Regions from separate parts of the Homo sapiens genome. Here region 1 is linked to region 2. Evidence: chromatin loops called from intact Hi-C (ENCODE). Cell type or tissue: GM12878. All regions are shown on one strand.

Region 1 (8,000 bases), 430 kb after region 2:
GAGTCAAACAGCCAAGACTGGCATTTCCACAGAATTGCTTTATGGTTTGAGGCTTTGATCTTCATTCCTACTTGTCTGTTTCCAAACTGGGAAATGGGGATGACATCTACATTACTAGAGAGTAGATTTGATGTCTATCTATCCAAAATTGTACAATGTTCAGAACTGTGCCTCAGTCAGTGAAGGTTTTGTTTTTTTTTTTTTTTTTTTTTTTGATGGTAGTAGTGGTGATGATGAAGAAAGTGATACTGATGATGAAGGTCTCAGACTGCTCTGGTTCAAATCCTGCTCTTACTTACAGCTTTGAGAGTTAAATTCTCTGACTCTCAGTTTTCTCGTCTGTGAAGTGGGATTAATAATAGTACCTAATTCAGAGAGTATTGGGATGAAATGAGATAATCCATGTAAAGTGCTTAGGACAGTGTCTGGCATAGACATAGTCAATAAAAAAGGGGCTTTTATTAGAACCATTATGGTGAAGATGAGAACACTGAGACATCAGTTAAGGGACAAAGTAGAGGATTCTAGTTAAGAGTGACAAAGTGATTTGGGGAGAGTGCTTAGGAATAATTTGTAATTTGTTCTACGAAGTCTAGTTTTGCCAAGGCAGTAAAATATACCTCAGGCTGCAATTCCTGCCTCCTGCCGAGTACTCAGCAGAGACAGGCTGTCTAATGGCCCTTGGGTGGTGCGTGGTTCATCTCATCTGCTTAGGTCCTTAGGAGACGAGGCAGTGAAAGTCTCCCTCTCTTTTGGAAACAAGCCTCAGTGGCTGTGACAGCTGGGTTTTAAAAGGAGAAACTTGGATTTGAAACTTGGGCTAGGCTAAGAAGGAATTCCTTTTGTGAACCGGCACTGTCTAATTGCTCCGTGTCCTCATTGGTAAGCAGTACTTCCCCAGGCTTGCCTGTCATTTTCCAAAAATCACTTGACACTAATTGGCCGTGCCAGAGAAACCATTACTGAAAATTTAAAGGCTTCTGGTGGATTTTTTCTTGCCAAATTCTTGGCAGGAGTTTCATCTCATCTCACTTAATATTAATCTCCCCAATTCCAAAAGGCTACAGGTGGTCAGAATTGGAAGGAAGCAGAGGAGATTAACAGCCTTTACCCCCATGTTTCCCCAAACCATGTACAACACAGCTGGCCCTTAGGAGATGCCTACAGTGGCCTTTACTCCTCCCCTAACCTCACCTGCTCATAGCCTCACGTGGTTTGTCCACTGCCTAACATAGCACTGGCAGTAAGAGTACCCGTGACATATCTGTGAATTGGACTTTAAAAAAATATTCAGATATAATTTCTGGACCATACAATTCACCATTTAAAGTATACCAGTCAATGGTTTTTAGCATGCTCAGAGTTGTGTCACCACAATCAATTTTAGAATATTTTCATCACAGCCAGGCGCGGTGGCTCATGCCTGTAAACCCAGCACTTTGGGAAGCTGAGGCGGGCAGATCATGAGGTCAGGAGATTGAGACCATCCTGGCTAACACGGTGAAACCCCATCTCTACTAAAAATATAAAAAATTAGCTGGGCATGGTGGCACGTGCCTGTAGTCCCAGCTACTTGGGAGGGTGAGGCAGGAGAATCCCTTGAACCTGGGAGGCAGAGGCTGCAGTGAGCTGAGATCACGCCATTGTGTTCCAGCCTGGGTGACAGAGCAAGACTCTGTCTCAAAAAAAAAAAAAAAAAAAAAGAATATTTTCATCACTCCAAAAGAAGACCCATATTCATTAGCAGCCACTTCCCATTCCCCATTGCCCCCCAAAGCTAAATACATTCTCCAAGTGACTCATGCAATAGGTGCTTGGTAGAACCATGGTCTTCCAGTCCAAATAGACCGTGGCTGGCCTGTGTTCTGAACCATTCAGTAAAGATGAACCCATCTCCCACCTCGCCCTGGGCTGCCATCCTGACGTGGCAGTAGGGATTAGATGGCCAAGAATGACCAGGTACTGGGAAGACCAGGCCTCTGTGGAGGCTCCAGATTTCAGACCATGCACCCAAGTGTCTAAGAAAATACAAATGTATTAATTTTTTTTCTCGATAACAAAAGTTTGTCTATGATGATCCCCCTTTCCATCAGGTAGTAGGGACTTGATTTTGGTCAATTTGTGTTTTCAGTTTTGGTCAATTTGTATGTCCTGGTTGGGGGCATAGTTTATGCCAAGGCATGGTGGTGGCGGGGGGCATCTATCCTGCCACCCTGACTGGCATTGCTGGGATGTTCTCATCCCTAACCAATGAGTCCTCTATCCAGATACAGGCTACTGGGCTTCCTCCTTTTATCAACCCTAGGCCAGTTCAGAATGGTGCAGGTCTACATTCCCCTAGAAGCTTGGGAGACATTCTATGGCTCCCCTAATCCTCTCAGCTGTGGGAAAGTCACTTCCATCCCCCTCTTGGGCCTGGAATCATGTTGCTGCCATCCTGCCACACTTTGCCTGAAGAGCTCTGCATGCCTGTCTCAGGGCCAAATGTCTGGACAATCACATAGACACTTCTATGCTGACCTTGGCGGGTGGGCACAACAGGGGAATCCAGGGTCTTGCTGCCACTCTGGACTCTGCCCAAGGACTGAGGACACAGTTTTCTGCTTCTCTTAGATTCTTAAACCTACCTGGGATCTCTTTCTCAAGGTGAGATGGGGAATGGGTCCTTTTAGGGGCTCCCTGCTGCTCTCCCGCTAGTCCTGTCACTCCTCCATCCTAGGAACCCTCCTACGGCTACCAGGATGGGGAAAATATGGTGCATCCTTCCAAATCTTTGCTATTGCAACTAGGCTTGTGAAATGTAAACGCCAAGATGGTTTTATTTCTTTGCTGTGTTTTCCCTGGCATCCCTTCCCAAGTCAAGGAAAGCAGATGTCTAATGCCCCCAAAAGGGAAGGGTATACATGCAACAGGAAACACCAGGAAAGGAAATCTGCTCTATTCTCTCACCATTCTTCCCCTGCCTCACCTTCAGAGCCTCAGCAACACCCCTCGGCAGGGGAGAGGCTGCCTGGGCTCTTCTCTGGATACTTTGATGGGAATTTGGAATTCTCCTGAAGTCAGCCTGAAAAAGAATTAAGTCACACATTATTGTGTGACTCTTCCAATCCCATCTTTTGATCCTGTGTGTGCTACAGGATAAGTTGTCCCAGCCAGGGTTATTGCTCACTTCAAACCACGTGTGAAGAACCTCAGCTTCCTCCTAGCCTGAAGCCAGTGCCTTCTTGCTGTCCCCAGGGCTCCTAACTGCTTCTTTTTCCACTTTCCAGGCAGGTTTTGTGGCGATAAGATCCCGGAGCCCCTCGTCTCCACGGACAGCCGGCTCTGGGTGGAGTTCCGCAGCAGCAGCAACATCTTGGGCAAGGGCTTCTTTGCAGCGTACGAAGGTTTGTGCGAGGTGAAAGCAGCTGCTCGGTGGCCCCTCATAAGCTCTGTCCTTCCCAGGCAGCCCACTGTCCCTCTCCCAGCCCAGACACTCCAGGCCAGAGCCACAGGGGTGGGGGCAGCCACCACAGGGGGCAAGCTGAGGATTCCACAGCCCCTCCTGCAACATTCTGGAAGCAGAGGCCAGCTGTGCCCACTTCAGAAGTAGTGCCATCCTTCTGACGCCATCCCACTCAACCCTCATTCCAGGCCAGCTGAGGAGTCGGCTTCCCCCATACAGGACGGTATTGGGGGGATCTAGAACCCTGTGGAAATGATAGCAGCCTCTGAATTGCTGTGTGAGCCTAAGCAAAGAATCTGACCTCTCTAGGCCTCTGTTTGTTTCCTTTGTGAAAAGAAGACTTTGGGCAACATCAAGGAATTTCCAACTGCGTTTCTTAGAAGGGCCTCTGAGGCTACCCTGGTGGCTGAGTAGAGGGAACCAATAGGTCTGGGCTCTAGGCAGCTGCCACCAGGTGATGGTGCTTCTATTTCTTCTATGTCTTGAGCTTCTCTGGCTCATTCCCCACCCCACCGTACCCTCTACCAAAAAAAAAAAAAAAAAAAGAAAGGGGAAAACTACCAGAAAATTACCAAGGGTCCTTTGGCCTTACATTACCAAGGGTCCTTCGGCCTTAAATTATTACAATTTTAGAGAGGCCAAAGTTTTGTCTTTGTAAAATAAGTAATGTGCATGTGTGCGCATGTGTGCACGTGTGCGCGCACGGGTCCTTTCCTACCAGCGGTCCTGTACTCTCTACCTTGAATCACCTGGGGAACTTCACGGCTACGCAGCGCTCCCCAACACCCACTGGAATCAGAACCTCTGGGGAGTGTGGCCCCAGCTTCCACAGTTTGCAAACTCCCTCAGGCGATTTTGATGCACAGCGAAGTTAGAGAACCACTGCTTTATGTGGTTTTTTCTTTATATGAAAAAAATTCAGAGTTAAAGACAAATGCAATCGTGCCTTTCTGGAGGCGCGGTGTTTGTGGGCTGGAGATGAAAATGTTGGTGAGCGGAGCCACCTAGTGGTGGCAAGCGCTGTTCCCCCCGCCTCCCCAACCTTCCTTCCTAAGTAAGATCTGACCAGGGCCCCCGTCTTCCTCTCCTGATGTCTCTTTCTAAAGCTACCTGCGGGGGAGACATGAACAAAGATGCCGGTCAGATTCAATCTCCCAACTATCCGGATGACTACAGACCTTCCAAGGAATGTGTCTGGAGGATTACGGTTTCAGAGGGGTTTCACGTGGGACTTACCTTCCAAGCTTTTGAGGTGAGTGCTGCTCAGACCGGCTTCCCAAGGAAACGGCAACTTTTGCTAGACATCCTCCACTCTGTAAAGATGGGTTTTCATTTTTGGCTAAAAACAGGAACCTAAGAGGCTATTCTCAAGCCCATAGTGAATTGTGCCCGGACATCTGACATCAACATCTATGCAGGCTTTGAAATGGGGTTTGACACCTTTCTGAGGGCAGTAAGAGAGGTTGAGAATAATAATCAAAGTGAAAATTCAGGATGGGATCCAGGGAAGTTTGGTAGAATTGTTCTTCTCTATTTATCCTCTTAGACTCTTCTCAGTTTGATTCACCCTTGACTTCTGCAAGTAAGGAGTGAACTAGGAAGCAGCATGGAGAGACCTGGGACACACTTGGGTCCTTTGGCCTCTTGGTTAGATTTTGAGAGTGATATTTGGGTTCTCTTCTTAAATCAAAAACCTTAAAGCAGAACCATCTGCCATCCACCTTGCCTCTGTTTCTTCCTTTAGATTGAAAGGCACGACAGCTGTGCATATGACTACCTGGAAGTCCGGGATGGCCCCACGGAAGAGAGTGCCCTGATCGGCCACTTTTGTGGCTATGAGAAGCCGGAGGATGTGAAATCGAGCTCCAACAGACTGTGGATGAAGTTTGTGTCCGATGGCTCTATCAATAAAGCGGGCTTTGCAGCCAATTTTTTCAAGGGTATGAATTAGCAGTTTGTTTCCACTTTTAGGCACAAGAAGAAATATTGCTCCCCCTGGCCTAAGACACACAAAACCATATGGAAGCTTACCACCAAACAAGGCTCCCTGCAGAGAAAAGGCAGCGATGCATTTCAGAGCTGGGTGTGAGCCCCCAGCAGAGTTCCCAACTGATCAGGAGCAGGCTCAGCCTTGGCTTCCACACGATAGAAAGTTCTGTACTTGGAAATTAGATCTAATAAGTTTACAAGGGCAAACTACACGGTAGTGAAACTGAGCATGGAATAACAGCAAATATTTGGATAGCAGCTATCATTAATTGATCACCTACTGTGTACCAAGAACTGTGTAAGGTACTTGACTTACATAATGTCATTTAATTCCCCAAATAACCCTGTGAGTTAGATTTGGATCAGGGCTGGGCAGGGCTTCTCAGGATCATGCAGGTAGTTAAGTGGCAGATCGGGGATCTAATTCAGTCGGCCTAATTCCTAAGCTCAAACTCTTTCTACAACATTGCTACTATTCCTTGATGTGGGCCAGAGAGGCAACCCAGGTGTTCAGCTCCTGGAACATCAGTGCCCCTAGACTACATGCTTACCCCCACATGATCGGGGTTGGGAGGAGAATAAGGGGTGGCACTCTGGGAACAAATTTCCGTGTTGCCCTGGGGACCTGCTGCTCTGTAGGGTCCTGATGGAACCAGGCCCAGAATGGCATGGGCAGACCGAGCTTTCCTGGCCCCAGAAGAGCCAGCTTCCAACCCTCCTTTGAACGGGCAGGTCCTCCTTCTCTGCTGTCAGGCCCCTGAAAGCCCTGAAGACCACACCCTAAGAGGGAAGCATGGCTGCTCCCCACTGCATTGGGCCTGGGCGCCCAGGAGCACAGCAGCAGCCCTTGAGTAGAGACATTCAGTCCTCTGCTGCTGTGGCCCCTTAATCAGTGACCCCACTTCCCCAGCCCCCCTACAACTTGTGCTTGCCCAGAGCCTGCTTTCTCCTCTTCCCTCCTCTCCTAGGACTCCTGGCTGAGCCAGCACAGAAATCCCAGTCCCTCCCTTGCTTCCATTCTCCTCTTCTGCCCCATCTTAGACCTTCTCCCAGGTTCTACGTGAACAGCCTGGGTGTCAAAAGAACCCACTTCTGCACTGTCACCCAGAGCAGGCAGCCATTCGTCCTTACTGAAGCTTCAGTTTTCCTCTCTGTAAAATAGGAAGAAGGACATCTGCCCATTGTACCTAAGCAATTGTTGTGAAGCCCCAAAGAAAGGACGGCTGTGGAGGCACTTAAAAGCTGGCAGGTGACAAACAAGGGGTGGGGCTGTTATTTTTTCCTATTTTGAGGTATCGGGGAAGAGCAAAACCCAAACAGCAGCAGAGGAGAATCATGATGGCGCTGAAGGATTGGAGACAAAACTGAGTTGCTTCTTTCTCAAGCCAAAAAAAAAAAGAAAAAAAAGAAAAAAAAAGCCAGGCCATAGCACTTGTATTTTGAAAGCAGGTCAGCTTCTGATTGCACAGGGAAGATATGACAGCCTTAGTTGAGATGCCTGGAAATTCACAGCCCCAATCCCACCCTGGCCCAGCCTGCACATGCCTGGTGTCTCCCAGCCTGGGGTGGCCCCTGTCTGACTTGGCAGCAGTGACACCGGCTGGGTGGCCTCAAGCAAGTTGCATGATTTCTCCAGTTGCACAGCTTCTGTTGCACAAGCTCCAGTCTCTCTACCTGGAGAGACAATGCTGCCAGGTGATTGCAAGGCTGTCATCAGGAGAAAATGGAATAGTGCAAGTCAATACACCGAGTGTAGTGTTTAGTCCCGTTCATTGTCTTTGCTAGGGAAGGAATCTTTGAAGTGGTTATTCTTTCTGGAAAAACCGATGCGACAATTTCTTCTGGCTATTGTGATGGACTGGTTTCCTATTCCTGCTGTAGCAATTTACCACAGGCTTGGTGGCTTAAAACAATGCACACTTATTATCCTACAGTTGTGGAGGTCAGAAGTCTAACATGGGTCTCACTGGGATAAAATCAAGGGGATGGCAGGGCTGCATTCCTTCTTGAGGTTCTAAGGGAGAATCTATTTCTTTGCCTTTTCCAGCTTCTAGGAGCTGCCTGAATTCCTTGGCTCATGGTCCCCTTCCATGGTCAAAGCCAGTAATGGCCAGTGTGTCATTCTCATGCCACATTCTCTCTGCTGCATCACAGACCTCTGCTCCGGTCAGCACATCTCCTCCTTCTGACCCTAACTTCCTTCCACCTCTTTGCCTTACACGGACCTGGTGTTGACATTGAGCCCACCCAGATAATCCAGGAGAATCTCCTCATCTCCAAGATCCTTCATTTAACCACACCTGCAGAGTCCTTCTTTCACCTAATTAAGATCCTTAATTTAACCACACTTGCAGAATCTTACATTAAGGTAACAGATTCACAGATTGTAGAGGCCAAGCTGTAGACAGCTTTGGAAGGCCTTATTCTGCCTACCACATGTCATGAATGATTATGAGGTTGTCATTCTAATTCTGTTTATTCCAGTCCCCTTGGCCTTCTCCTCCCCTGACTTCCACCCCAGGTTCTGTAAGCTGGGTGCTGGGGCTCCATTCCAGGGGGATAACTG
Region 2 (8,000 bases):
TCATGAGGTCAGGAGTTCGAGACCAGCCTGGCCAATATGGTGAAACCCCGTCTCTACCAAAAGTACAAAAATTAGCTGGGCGTGGTGGCGCACGCCTGTAGTCCCAGCTACTCGGGAGGCTGACGCAGAAGAACCGCTTGAACCTGGGAGGCGGAGGTTGCAGTGAGCCGAGATGGCGCCACTGCACTCCAGCCCGGGCAAAAGAGTGAAACTCCGTCTCAATAAAGAAAAAACAACAACAAAAACAAAAACAAAAACACATCTTGTCAAGCAGCAGTAACTAACCACTAACTAGCAATGACTGAAAAAATGGGGTCCTGAGGCAGGAGCCCAGGATTAAATGCAAAGAGAATTAGAATAAGATACACTAATTAAAACCATCTAAATTAAAGCAACATGGAACTCAGAAAATCTACAGGACAGGACTACATTATAAATTTAAAAATCTTTCAAAGACTAAAAAGCCCTGCTGAAAAAACCAATCACTAACAAATGTAAAACATACAAGAACTAAAAATTCTTCAAAACAATTCCAGCATTTGATACTAACCCACAATTCTGAAAACGCATTAATTTCATGCTTCTCAAAACCTGCTATATGCTCTCTTCTATGATAGTCCGAAATACCAAGTAATTCAAAAAGTACTTAAACCGACGTAACATTTTAGTACATGCATAATAATACTTTGAAAGAATAAAACAAGCAGAGATAGAGCAGAGTACAGGATAACTGATAGGCAAAAGGCTGTTTGTTTCCTGGAGGGCAGCACTGGTCTTGGATTGGCAGGAGGGGAATTTTAAAATATATTCATGAGACGAATTATACCAAAAAACTGACTCATGCCTTTATTATTTGCACAAGCATATGTTTGAAAATGCACTTTTAACCTTTGGACAACCAAACTGGTATCAGATACCTTAAAGCATTGTTGCCTATATTAATTTCGGTGTTACAGTCTAAATCCTTAACGAAACTCACGCTATACATTTTCGTAATGAAACCCTGTAGAAATGGAAAGGCGTATATTCTTTAAGTAAAGGTTACCTGATTTTTCACTTGTTTAAAGTTTCAATTTTGCTTTTTAATCTATTATCGAAAACATCCCTTGTGGGACATTGTAAAGGGCAGACCCTCCTGTCAAGCCAGAAGGCTCAAACACAAAGACACTGAGCTAACCAAGTGCTGTAATTCTTCCAAACTGAGCCTCTCCACACCCCCTCCACCCTTCCCCCCAACAGATATGTCTATTAAATCAGTGTCTGTTCTCCCCCTCGCACAACAAAGAGAACTTCTCACCGCATGAAATTGCCGCTGAATGGACACCAGAAAGCAGGATTTGCATAATTCCTTCCAACGAAACCCTGTCGGGAAGGAGGGAATGAGGGGCCCAAGCGAACGGATAGACTCTCCTAGATTCTGCCGGGAAAGACCTGGTTCCCAAGAATATTCCCCTGGGGGAGAAGGGGCTGGAATTCTGGGCCTCCCCGAGGACTGGGCGTGGGGGACAGCGGACGACGAGAGGGCATCTCCCCACACACCAGCAGCACCGAAGCAAAGACGGGGAAGTAACAATGCTGGAGGACAGGAGAGTCAGACACAAGGATGGACTGGGGCTAGGGGGCGGCGGGCGGAGCGGAGACACCACACGGGCCACTTACTTTTTGGAGGGGGGTTAAATATATGAGTTAAGCCCTTATGGTCCCGCCGGCCGCCGCACAGAGGGAAACGGGACCTTGGGAGAGAAAAACAGACAAAACACACAGTGTGAGAGGCGCAGCTCGGCCGCCCGGCCCCTCCCGGGGCGCCCCCGTCCGCGCTCCCTCCGGCCCGCAGGGAAAAAGCCACCCGAGGGCGGCCCAAGGTCCGGGAGGCGGGGGGCGGACGGGGCATTCGGGCGAGGCTGCGGCTCCGGCCAATCCCCGGGAGGGGACGAGAGCGACCCCCGCCGGGGCTCCTCGGTCGGACCCGGTCCCACCCCCTCCTCCCGCAGCACGACACCGAACACAAATACGCACACACCGACCCGTGCGTCGAGGATTAACTCCCCGGCCACCGCCGCCCGCTGAGGAAGTGCAGCCGCTGCCCCCCGCGGCCATGACACCCCACTTGGCTCGGTCAGGCGCACCCGGGGACTGTGACAGCTCCAGCTCCCTCCGCCCCCATCTCCACCTCACGCTTCGCACACGCCCGAGCGCCGGGCGCCCGCCTGCAGCCCGCCGCGCGTGCACGCAGACCCGGGGGCGCGCCCCGCGCGTGGGGGAGGGGTGGCGCAGGAGGAGGACGGCGGCGGCCACAGCGCGGGTGGGGGCCGAGCACGCCCGCGCCCCTCGCGCCTCCCCCAGTACAGCGGCAGCGCCGCGAGGCGAGTCGCCACAATAAGCCGGCGGCGGCGCCGGGGCGCCGGGCCTGGAGCGGGAGCAGGGGCGGGAGCGGGGAGGGAGGGGAGCGAGCAGGCGGGGATGGAGAGCGGGAGGGGGAGGAACCCGCGCTCCCGCCGAGAGCCAGCCCCGGGGAGGCGCGCGGAGGGGAGGGGCCGGCGCGCGCTCGGCCGAGCAGGGGAGCCCGCCTGGAGGTCGCGCGCGCTCACACTCCGGGGGGTGGGGGAAGGGGGGACGCTCGAGCCAAAGAGGGCGGGCGGGCCGGAGCAGCAATTGCCACTTCCCCAGCTTCCTCCCTGGTCTGGGGCGACCGGCGGCGGGGCGGCCGGAGGGGCGGCGGCGGTCGGCGGAGGGTCTCACCTACACAGTGAATGAGCTTGTGGCGCCACGAATCCAGTTCTTGCCGAAAGCCGCGTCTCTCAACGGAGCATTGCTGCCGCCTACACACCCTCGCCATCTTCTGCCGCCCGCCCGGCCCAGCCTCCGCCGCGGCCCCGCGCACGCCCAGCCGCGTCGCCCGGGGCCGCGCACGCACCCGCGGCCCGGGCGTCGCGCCTCCTGCCGGGGGCGGTGCGGGGGCAGGGCCGGCCTCACCTCACCGTGGCCCCGGCGTGGCCCGGGGGCGGCCTGGGCCCGCTCACCCGCCCCGCGCGCCGCCCGCCGGGCTGCGATCCCGCCGTCCTTCTACGCGGCTGCCGCCGCCTCTGGCCGCCCGGGACGGCGCCTTCCCACAGCCGGAAGTCAGTCCCGCTGGCCCCGCGCCGCCTTCGCACTGTCCCCCAAGGCCACGGCTGCCCCCGCCCTCCCCGGGGCTTTTTGTTTTTTACGCCAGCCCCATTTATCACTTCCAACCTGCCTATCGCCCGGCACCAACTGTTGCAAGTTCCGTAATAACTGCTGCTATGAACTTCTCCGTCGAAACTGCTCCTCCCCAGAGCCTGTTTAAGAAGCAGAAATAAGAATAAATTCCCGGATGCCGGTGGATGCACTGACCTCTAAGATTTTCAAAGGTGAAGTGGATACACGTTATTAAGTCATTGGGAGACATCGCCAACATTGGGAAACCTAGTAAAAAGTGGAAATCGAGCGTTTTAAATAAAAAAAAAAAAAGGTTTCTACTAGCAAGACTGATCGTAGGCGAACTTCTCAAGGAATTTTGGAATATTGTGCCAAAGTGAGAATATTTAATATTTCCAAAAGTAGACTTAACTAGGAATACTTAAAGCAGAGACTATTGGAAATGCTTTAATTTGGGATTTCAGGAAAGGGCTTGAAGAGAAATATTTTATATGAGCAAGCCTCTTGGAATAATTGAATCACCTTAATTTTGTCACTGTTACTTCGAAGAGAACGAGAAGAGAGAAGATGGGAAACGAAAGGAGAAAGGGAAAAGAAATGGGGTGGAAAGAAAAAAGCAGAAGAGATCGCCCTATACCAGTAGGCCTAGTACCCTAGGATTCTGGCCTCTTTCTCCCACCTTTGGTGTTTAAGATTAAGGACAGTGCATTCCTGCTTTTAGAAATTTAAATTTAAGTTTGAAGACTTAATTTTAATTACTGTAGTAGGTAAAGCAAAGTCGTTAAATACTTGACATCAGGATCCCATTGGAGTATTGATTTAGGTCTTTTCAAAGGTGGTGGTCCTGGTTCTCTGCACCAGCCACTGGCGGAATGGCGGAATGGTGTATCTACCAATGAACAGATGGACTGGGTGGGCCTCGGGTACGGGTGGCTTGAGATGCAAATGCAAGGGTAGGAAGGCACCTTCCCCCCCACCACTCCCAGCCCACCCCGCCAATCTTAAAACATTGATCTTTATAAAATTCGCAAACGTCCCACAGGATTTCATTGGCTTAAGAGTATTGTCAAATGAAGACGCCAGGAAGTATTGAGTTTCTGGGTACATAATACTGTCCTGAGTGTTGAAGGAAGAGGACTAATACGAGATTTTAAAAAATGGCTGTGGACAACCATCCTTCAGGTGTGATGGCAGGACATCTTGTATCACCTGAAACTTCCTTTTTTCGCCGCTAGGTGGTGGGTGTGAGTCTTTTGCGGCCTTTAAGTTTCTACGGTGTTTGGAGGAAATACGTTTCAGTTTCAAATAAATGAACAACGTGTAACTCTAAGATGAGTAAATAATCAATGTGTTTTCCAACCACCCCAAGTTAATTTGTTTAAAAAACAATCAAACCAAGGGTAATAATTCCTCGACATAATCTCTTAGTCCCAGACATATGGATTCAGAGAATCCTAGAGGCTTCAGAGATCAATTTTGTAACTTAAGATATGAAATTGGAAGCCCAGACAAGTAAGGTGATTTGACCAAGATTACATAGTTGCTGGGTAGAGAAAGGGCAACAAAAGCCAGGAGACAAGTTTCCCAATTTCCAATTTAATGCTAGTTTTACTACTCTACTCTGAGTTCCAATTTCTGCTTCACTTATTTTGAGTTGGGAACTAACTCATGGTTGACCTATCACAAAGACCTATTTGGAAGAAAGGATAGGGAGGCAATAGTAACAGCTAATATTCATTGAGCACCTATTATATGTTTATCATTGTTTCATTCCATCCAGATAATAATGCTATGAGTATATATTTACCACATTTTCCAAGTTAGGGACACAAGACTCAGATGAGTTAAATACATTTGTCAAGATCACATAGCTACCAAATTCTAACTAAGATCTCTGTGACTCTAAACCCCTCTAAATTGTCTTACAAGTAGAAAGTTGGCTTGGCGCGGTGGCTCACGCCTGTAATCTCTGCACTTTGGGAGGCTGAAGTGGGCAGATCACTTGAGGTCAGGAGTTCAAGACCAGCCTGGCCAACATGGTGAAACCCCGTCTCCACTAAAAATACAAAAATTAGCTAGGCATGGTGGTGGGCACCTGTAATCCCAGCTACTCAAGAGGCTGAGGCAGGAGAATCCGTTGAACCCAGGAAGTGGAGGTGGCAGTGAGCCGAGATCGTGCCACTGCACTCCAGCCTGGGCGACAGAGCTGAGACTCCATCTTGATAAATAAATAAATAATAAGTAAATAAATAAATAGTCTTACAAGTAGAAAATAGACTCTGCAACTGGAGGATTCACTTAACTCTACATGACATGTTCCGAGCACAGTTAAGCAGTTGGACATTCTGTGTTCCTATCACATGGCAGGCGGTGTCCCAGGCACCGAGGACATAGATAGATAAGACAGAATTTCTGACCTCTGTTGCTTTGGGCTACTGTTAAAGAGGGCCTTAGCTGTAAACTCTTACATTCTAGGGAGGGGCAGGTAATATAACATGGCAGTTAATAGGGTCTGAAGACAGCTGGGTTGGAATTCTGGCTCCATTTTTCAGTGGCTGTGTGACCTTGACATATTAACTTTTCTGGTCATTAATTTCCTCATGTGAAAAAGAGGATAATAATAGTCTGCAAGATGGGGTTTGTGTGAAAATGAAATGAAACTATTCACGTACAGTGCTAGCACATTCTTAGCATGAAATGAGCATCTGTTCTCTGATTAGGCCTTCCTAAGCTCCTATCTGTTTGCCCAGTCTGCAGGATGATGGGAAACCAAGATGCTTCTGCAGTTTGGAGTTAATCTGTGAGAGTATGAAGGAATGATAGCAATGACCTCAGCCTTTGAAAACAACCTCTGAGCCATGTTCTATAGTTCTCACAATGGCAGAAAAGGAATGTCAGGGAAGGGGAGTAGGACTTGGCTTGTCAGCATTAGATCAACTACTACCTGGTGTCTGATTAAAGATGGCTTGCAACATAGAAATGATCATTGACAAATGGGAGGATGAAATGATTGGGGCCTTCTAAAAAAAGCATGTCCTAATGGGAGGCTTTTTTAAAAAAACATAGTCAACTTCAAATAAATTCCAACAAGCAAGAGATGCTTTTTGAAGCACGTTTCAAAGATTATGTTATTTATTCTTCGCAACAACCCAATCGTGTATCCCATTTTATAACAGAGCACAGAGAGGTTAAGTAACTTGCCTAAAGTCACACAGGTTATAGATCTGGATTGGAACCCAGGGAGCCAGACTGCCTGGGTTCAAATCCAGATCTATAACTTGTGTGACTTTGGGCGAGTTACTTAAAGCCGGCTCTTTAACCATCACACTATTTTTTGCTTCCAGTGCTATTTCGGGGAAATGAGACCTAAGTCAGAGACAAGACCTAGCCAGACAGAAAGGAAGCCATGTCACTTGGTCACACGGCTTTTGGTCTTTTTGAGAAACTACTCATGTAGTGGCTTTTTTTGCTTAATAAAAGACTTTCAGGCCGGGCATGGTGGCTCACGCCTGTAATTTCAGCACTTTGGGAGACCAAGCCGGGAGGATCACTTGAGGTCAGGAGTTCGAGACCAGCCTGGACAGCATGGTGAAACACTGTCTCTACCAAAAATACAAAAAAAATTAGCTGGGTATGGGGTGCACCTGTAATCCCAGCTTCTTTGGAGGCTGAAGCAGGAAAATCACTTGAAGCCGGGAAGCAGAGGTTGCAGTGAGCTGATATCATGCCACTGCACTCCAGCCTGGGCAACAAAGCAAGACCCTGTTTCAATAAATAAATAACTTTCAGAGTTTCTCTCTTTTCAGCCTGTATACCTCTATGCCACTGGCCTAGAAAACATGTATGATTTTACTTTATGTTGTACGTGTGACATTTATTTTTCTTCTGTAGTTTTATTGAGATATATTTCACATACCATAAAATTCGCCCATTTGAAGTGTCCACTTCATCTGAAAGCAGGCAGTGGGAGGAGTGGCATCTCTTGGCTTTTTCCTGGGCTCTTGGCTCTGGGTCTTTGGCGCATGTTTTAGCATGGTAGAAATGTTTGACTGTCCCAGCCGGGTGCTGCCTTTCTGCATAAATGAGATCTTTTCTGCCTGGCAACATGGTTTTACCCTCACATCCAAAAGCTCCTAGTTCCTACACAGCTACTGGCTTGTCTGTTTTGAGGCAGTTCCCTTCTTGGAGGTTTCCTTGATATAGCTATGGGTTTGGGTGTCCACTATCCCCATGCCACTAAGCTTGTTCTAGAGTTCAAGACCCATCAACCCCTGCCCCCCAACCACCACCAACTGCGAAAGATTCCTCTTGGGCTCTTTCCCCATTATCTTTTCATCCTACCAGTCAGAAAGGAGGATCATTATTGGAGATCTACTGTTTACTAATATATTGGATGGAGGTGGTGCCCACCCTCTTGGCAGAGGAAAAGATTACAGCTACTAATGCGTCTGACCCCAGCCTGAACCAGTGTTTTAGTATCAAAGGCAAGTGAGACATAGTGTTGCTGTTCATGACCTTGTCCCCAACACAGCCACCTCTGTTTCACCTGCCTTACGTCCAGAAATGCTTTATCCCTACTGTGGAGCAGCTGACTCTGGGGATCCCATGCCAGAATCATGGGGAGATAGACCATGGCCAGGATATATTTCCAGCAGAGAAGCTCTGTCATCTGCAGGATTGCAAGGTGAACCTTCACAGAGCTGCCTGCGGTGAGTGTATTGTTGCACCCAAGACTTCCAGCTTCCCTTACTGTCAGGGGACCTGCCTGACCCTCAACAGTGAGCTTCATCAATCCAACTTTGCACTCAAAGTTTGCACTATAA

Evidence for each region. Hi-C counts contacts between places; a loop is a spot of excess contacts. Peaks named below come from ENCODE experiments on the same cell type or tissue, not always from the same donor. Only the 100,000 strongest peaks of a DNase experiment are listed, where the experiment ranks them.
Region 1: a loop joins it to region 2, with 2.2 times the contacts of the local background. A loop is called at or near these places in 38 of 110 quality-filtered maps.

What each region holds. Positions count from the first base shown.
Region 1 is chr10:96,392,572-96,400,571 of GRCh38, reverse strand. TLL2 (tolloid like 2) reads left to right here. Exons shown (of 21, transcript NM_012465.4): 11 at 3,270-3,386; 12 at 4,552-4,697; 13 at 5,190-5,385. Among named protein-coding and RNA genes, the nearest start is that of OPALIN, 38 kb to the right of the region's middle. RefSeq lists an enhancer at 2,930-3,458. In GM12878, a CTCF peak has its summit at 4,442 (motif pointing left); a DNase peak (open chromatin) is centred at 4,436; H3K27me3 peaks cover 223 bases.
Region 2 is chr10:96,827,139-96,835,138 of GRCh38, reverse strand. LCOR (ligand dependent nuclear receptor corepressor) reads right to left here and starts at 2,841. Exons shown (of 8, transcript NM_001346516.2): 1 at 2,740-2,841; 2 at 1,660-1,733. It overlaps MIR607 (microRNA 607), which reads left to right and starts at 6,375; the gene lies at 6,375-6,470. It overlaps LOC102723665 (a long non-coding RNA gene), which reads left to right and starts at 2,681. Exons shown (of 1, transcript NR_135921.1): 1 at 2,681-4,507. RefSeq lists enhancers at 888-1,601, 1,602-2,317, 2,318-3,032, silencers at 1,779-2,018, 2,059-2,118, 2,159-2,878, 2,889-2,938, 2,959-3,258 and a cis regulatory region at 4,294-4,493. In GM12878, a CTCF peak has its summit at 4,407 (motif pointing right); DNase peaks (open chromatin) are centred at 2,692, 2,812, 3,260, 4,408 and 1 weaker place; H3K4me3 peaks cover 3,764 bases; H3K27ac peaks cover 3,277 bases.